Linked DNA regions of Homo sapiens: region 1 is linked to region 2. Evidence: chromatin loops called from intact Hi-C (ENCODE). Cell type or tissue: heart left ventricle. All regions are shown on one strand. Links, peaks and the distances in the headings refer to the core of each region. The heading gives the core; the rest is flanking DNA.

The links. Peaks named below come from ENCODE experiments on the same cell type or tissue, not always from the same donor. Only the 100,000 strongest peaks of a DNase experiment are listed, where the experiment ranks them.
Region 1: a loop joins it to region 2, with 2.0 times the contacts of the local background. A loop is called at or near these places in 27 of 110 quality-filtered maps.

Annotation. Positions count from the first base shown.
Region 1 is chr1:208,178,144-208,181,048 of GRCh38, reverse strand. All of the region lies in intron 3 of PLXNA2 (plexin A2), which reads left to right. Among named protein-coding and RNA genes, the nearest start is that of PLXNA2, 65 kb to the left of the region's middle. RefSeq lists enhancers at 230-1,183, 1,307-1,863. In heart left ventricle, for the core only: no CTCF peak of the experiment used is centred there; a DNase peak (open chromatin) is centred at 1,649; H3K27ac peaks cover 521 bases.
Region 2 is chr1:208,238,043-208,240,947 of GRCh38, reverse strand. All of the region lies in intron 1 of PLXNA2 (plexin A2), which reads left to right. Among named protein-coding and RNA genes, the nearest start is that of PLXNA2, 4.9 kb to the left of the region's middle. In heart left ventricle, for the core only: a CTCF peak has its summit at 1,727 (motif pointing right); no DNase peak of the experiment used is centred there; H3K4me3 peaks cover 1,734 bases; H3K27ac peaks cover 1,591 bases.

The DNA of each region.
Region 1 (2,905 bases), core at 280-2,779, 60 kb after region 2:
CAGGCTCAGAGCCTGGACACTAGAGGTTTCTCACTGAGTGAACTTTGGAAGGCTTGGAAGGCTGGAGTTTGGGGTCGCAGAGAAGTCAGCCTCCGCCATCCCCTCTCAAACTTGGGCAGGGGGAGACCCCAGAAGCTTGACATGGCCAGGGCCAATAGCGGTTACTCCCTTTCCCTCCTACCCCCATTTCCCTCATCACAGTCCTTTTTACCCCTCCTGGGATATCTTCCATCCCAGTTCCCCTCGATTGCTTTAGGGTGTGGGGCAATGACAGCGAATACTCATGAGGGGCAACAACTTCAGACAAAATCTCTGAAGACTCACCCGTGTCTCCACACTTCTTCCACCCCTTGCTAGCTGTGTAAAGTTAACCACTGTGACTCTCAGTTTCCTCGTCTGCCAAACGGAGTAAATAATAGTGCCTTTCTAGGATGGATGCCAATGTTGTTTGGATTCAACATAAAGCAGATGCAGAGGGTGTAACGCGGTGCCTGATACATGAAAGTTAAGCATGAGCTCTTGGGTTTTTGTTTCCCAGGTTTCTTCTCTCTTGGTGGCTCTTTAATGAATAGTGACAGTCCATACCCAGGCAGCCATAGCCACTGCCACTGCCACAGCCAAAGCTCAGGCTATGTGATGAACCTGTTTTCTCTGCCTTCTGCCCCTGCTCCCAGCCATCCCGGCAGAGGTGCCCACTCAGGCCTCCTACCGGAGCCCCTCTCCCACCGCTTGAATGCAGAGGCGTTTCTTCTGCTGACAGCCTGAAGACAGGCCATTTTTCTTCTCCTCCCATATAATGGCCTTTACTCTCCTACCACTCCACCCCCTTTCCCAGCCTTAATGACTTTAACATACACACAGTTATTTAAAAAAAAAAAAAAAAATACAAGCCCCCAGTGAGCTGCTCTAAACCGCCTGTTGTGGAGGAGGAACAACCCAAGCACATGTTCACAAGTCACTGCATGTGATGACAGGGGGCCTTGTGCTAATTTCCTCGTGTTTGAAGCCCCAGGGTGGGGGCGGGGCAGGAGGCAGCCAGAGGGGAGAGACCCAGGGCTTGGGTATTTGCTTGTTCCCTTTGATCCTCCTAGAAAATGCTGTAGCATTTGGGGAAGTATTTCATCCTGGGAAATCTCAAAGAAGAGTAAGAAAGATGCCTTAGGCAGGGGTTGGGGGGTGGCAGGGGATACTGTAGAAGGAAGATGCTACCAGATGACCTTTTCTCTCCTTGAGATTCTGAATCCCTGCTCTGGCTTCCCTGGGCAGCAGGAGAGAGTACAGAATCTCCAAGGGGAGGCTTCAGCTCAAGGTATTTATGGATTTGCTGAAGCCTCCTACCCTAACACTCACACAGTTTTTGCCTTCCAGTTTCTCTTTGTGGCTTATCTGAGAGAGGCTAATAGAGCCTCCAGGGCCCTCATCTGCCCCACCCTGTGGATAGCATCTAGGTTGAGCCTCTCCCTCTGATCTTGACCTCTAGGGCTGACGTGTAGTCTGTGAACCAAGGGTTGGTCTGGTGGGGGAGAAGGGGAGTGAGTGCTGCCTGCCTCTTGGCAGACCATTATGCCAGGAGGGAGGAGGTTCCTGACCACAGGACAGGTCCGGCAGAAGGGAGGGAGGACAAAGAGCCAAAAGCCCCGGCTGCACCTCCTAGCAGGGAAATGGAGCTGGCTGTGAGCCAGGTTTTCCTCTAAATCAGAAGCAAATGCACCAAAGCTGCAACCTTACCCCTTGACCGAGGACGGGAAAGTGCCTGTCTGACCTCACGTTATTGGTGCTATTATCATCATTATTGGTAATATCACCATCATCATCCTGTAATTTACCAGCTTCAATGGCGAGGATGCTTAGGCTTCCTCTGGGCTTTCATGTTAAGAGAAAATGAGTTGTGGCAGCCTCCCCGCCTCTCTCCTCCCCATAACCACCCACAGGGCCTCTGCCCCTGTCCTCATCACCAGAGACTCTCCGTAGCCCAGGCCCAGCGTGCTGTCATGCTTGTGGGGATGCTGTGTGTCAGGGCTTACATGCTAGGGCAAGGGGGAAGGCCCCTTTGTGTGGTAGCACATGTCCCTCCTCTTTAAACCAAGAAAAAGACTTCAACCCACACCCTAAACTAGTTGTTCTCAAACTTAAGCTTGCATCCGAATCACCTGCAGAGCTTATTAAAATACAGATCACTGGGTCCCACGCCCAGCATTTCTGATTTAATGGATCTGAGATGGAGCCTGAGAATTTGTATTTTCCAAATGCTGATTTTGTAAGTTTCCAGTTGATGTTGATGCTGTTGATCTGAGTACCACATTTTGCAAACCACTCCCCTAAGGGTGAGTTATTGGAACTCTTCTTCTCCTCGCATCCTCCTGGATACAGGTGTTTACATTGTCCCTCATTCGATACCTTCCAAATTGGGTTCCCAACAAGGAGGCCAAGGGCCCAGGTGCAGTGTGAGATGGGGGAGTGCTGCTAGCTCGCACACATAGGAACCCCTTGGAGAGAAGGCAGAGGCAGGCAACACCCCCGCCCCTACCCCTGAAGATTTATTCTTTCATTTGGTATTTTAGGCCTTCCTCAAGGGGGTGCTGGGGCCAGCCTGACTCACTGTGTAAACCTTTTTCAGGAACACTGGGCTGCAGCCAAGCTCTCCTCCCTCAGTTAGGCCCACCCTCATTCTTCCCCACCTGTTCCTCTAGCTGAGCTTCAGGCTCAGCAGAAAGTGACAATGTCCCTGTGCACACTGTCCCCATGCCCTGTAGGGAACAGGCACCTGGCTGCACATTGTGTACATTAATTTTCAAAGCAAGGCTTCTCATAACTCTTTGCCATAGCTTTCTCCTCCCCTCTACTCCAAAGAGCTCAGGAATTCCACAAAAACAGTGCCATGGGAGCGTGACCTTTGCTCTTTTTT
Region 2 (2,905 bases), core at 206-2,705:
GATATAGGGTTTGGTGTGGGGGAGGCAATTCCTGTCTCCAGCAGCACCTCCCCACCACCACCAGCTGTCTCCCTGCATTGCCACACAGCTGTCTCCACACACACGAACTGAGGCACAATATACTTCTGTCCATCATGGCAAATGGAGAGGCAAGGAGCGCCTAGCCAAGCCCCCACCCCCCACCCCCATTCTGATCATAAAGAGACTGGAGCATTGTGTTACAGTCTGTTAACTAGAAATAATTCAGGACTGACTGTCCATAGGGAAACTGGTAGAAACAGGCTTTGAGGTGCTGGGAGTTTTACAGCTCGTGTGCGTTCCCCCCTCAGCCCCAATCACCACCGCCCCACCCAGGGGCAGTCTGTTATCAATTCATTATATGTGAATATTCTATTTCTACCCTTCACATATGCTCAGTTCAAACAATGATGAATGGAACCAGTTCCCTGAACAGTTTTTTCACTTCGTTACAAAGATTTCATGCCTGATTAGAGTAAATGAGGGGTGGGTGTGCATCCACTTCTTTTTCGGTCATTTCTAAAGGTGAGCCCTATGGAGACAGAGAGAAAGGCAGTTCTTCCCAGGGTCAAACAGCTGGTCTCAAGGCACGAGGGAGGGATGGCTGGTAAGAAGAGGATATCCCCGTCCTCCTGGGCTTAGCCCTCAGGCTCTCCTGGGCCTCATTCCCTGGCATTTGGGCATATGGAACCTCTTTATCTAGCTCCACACTGCTCCATCTGGAATTGGAGGGCATAAATAGAGGCGAGAAAGTTCTTTGTTGGGGAGCAGGGTCCTTGCGGGGTAAGAGTGTAAGGGGAGAGGAGGAAGGAAGGGCACAGAGCTGAAAGAAATGGCTGAGGCCTGAGCAGTGCAAAAGTTCTCTGCTTCTACAGTTGGTTAACCATTAACCGCCTTCCCTGCTCTGGTTCTGTCTCTCTCTTGGGTGAAAGAATATCTCTGGGAAACTCAGAGGACCAGCAGGTGTTCCCCCATACCCCCCTTCACCCCAGCTTAACATTTGCTGTGTCTCCACTGTCCTGCCACAGCCCCAGGCTCAGCCACTGACCCCCACTCACCTCTTCCTCACCTTCTTCCCCTACCCCAGCATACTCTTCCCACGCACTGCCAGTTGTCCCTTTACCCAGGCATTGCCAGTTGTTTGCAGGGCAGGGCGTGTGTCAGAGACTGGGAAGCAGGCACAGAGGTGGGGAGAATCTATTGAAGGGAGCAGCCGGCTTCACACAGGATTCGGAGCAGGAGCTCTGAGCTCAGGTTATAGACAGCTCTATAACCACTAGGATTTTCCTAGTGCTTCTCACTGTGGATCTGGCTTGTGGGTGGCTGTTTTGGCCGTTTGAAGTGAGTCCATGTGGTCCAAGGCCTGACCAAGGCATTCCTAACAAGTCAGACCTGGAATCCTGAACATCAAAGAAAACCAGCAGGTGGATGGAAGATGTAGATCAAGATGCAGGAGCAAAGGCACACATGGAAAGACAGAAGTCAAGATGTGGGCACAGGCACAGATAAATGGAGAGAGGGAGGAAGACAGCAAGGGAAGATAAAGACAGAGAGATTAACAGTGTGAATGGGGGTGGACAGAGCTCAGAGTGAACACAAAGAGAAAAGTGGGAAAGAGAGCCTTGCAGGCAGAAGGGGGTTTTCTGAATCTTCACTGGCCAGGGAGGCTCTGGGCTGAACTGAGAAGCCGAAGTAGCAGGTTATCTCCACTAGAGGGGACTCTTGAAAGCCAGGCTTGGCCCAAAACAGTGGCTTTTGTGCTTTTTTTTTTTTTTAGAAGAAAAAAAATATTAATAGATGAGATATATTCGAAACTCCCAGCCGTCACTTCCCAGAGACTACAACTGGTAGGGTCCTATTGCCAGTGGGACCTTTGGGCCTCTGTCTGTTTGCAGAGGATGAGAAGGCGCCTGCAGCATTAAGCTGGGATGCATGGGTTGTGAGCAACTCCGGAGAGGCCTGCCCCAACAGGTCACGTCTAGGGCTGGGTGGCAGGGAGGGAGTGCATTCTCAACTTAACAGGGAGTCCAATCTGCTGGCTGGCCCGCCAAAAGGCCCTTGCCGTTCTTATCAGCAACAGAAGTTTCTGACCCAACCCCGAGGGGCCTTCACATGCTTCCCATCTCCCAACTCCCTAAATACAGATTTTTGAGACTCTCAGGTAGTAGCAAAACTGCTCCTGAGGAGACTTTTTTTTAAAAGAGCTTTCAGGAACTGAATGCATGTCAACATTGTATCGCTGATTTAATCTTTTTCTTCATATTCTCTGTGGGAATCTTTCTCTGAATTATAATTCCCCCTTTCATTTCAGCAGAGGACAATATTGAGAGACAGCAGAGTCCAGAGGCTTTTCTTATCTAAGGAGATAATAACTGCCTAACAGGGGCATGGAAAAATATTGAAGTATTGGGATGGGCAGGAGACCAGAGAGCTTAGCCCCGTCTCTTCCAATCTGATAGCATCCCTTGATAGTTCATCTTGGTTTGCTTTAGCTCAGATGTACCTGGACGTCAGGGCAGGGGGAAGGGAGGATAGAGAAAAGAAAGAAGAAAAACAAGATAAATGTATCGTGTTATGAAAGTTTAATTCTGCTTTTCTTTGGCTAAAATTACTTTGAGGGTGAAAGATAAAAGGTAGTAGAGTTGCCCTTGGAAAGTTCAACTTGTCTTTCAGAGGGAAGAGGAGGAGGGATCCCAGGGCTCCGAGTGAAGAGCTGGTGAATGAGCCTGTCTCCTCTGATCCCCGCAAAACACACATATTCTCTCCGACGCTTTGAGAGGACGGAAGCTTCTGACAGAGGAACCCTAGCACCTCCCAGCCCTCTTGGAGGAGTTGTTCTCCCAGGCTTTCTCTTGTTCTGTCTAAACAGCCTCCCTCTCAACCATAG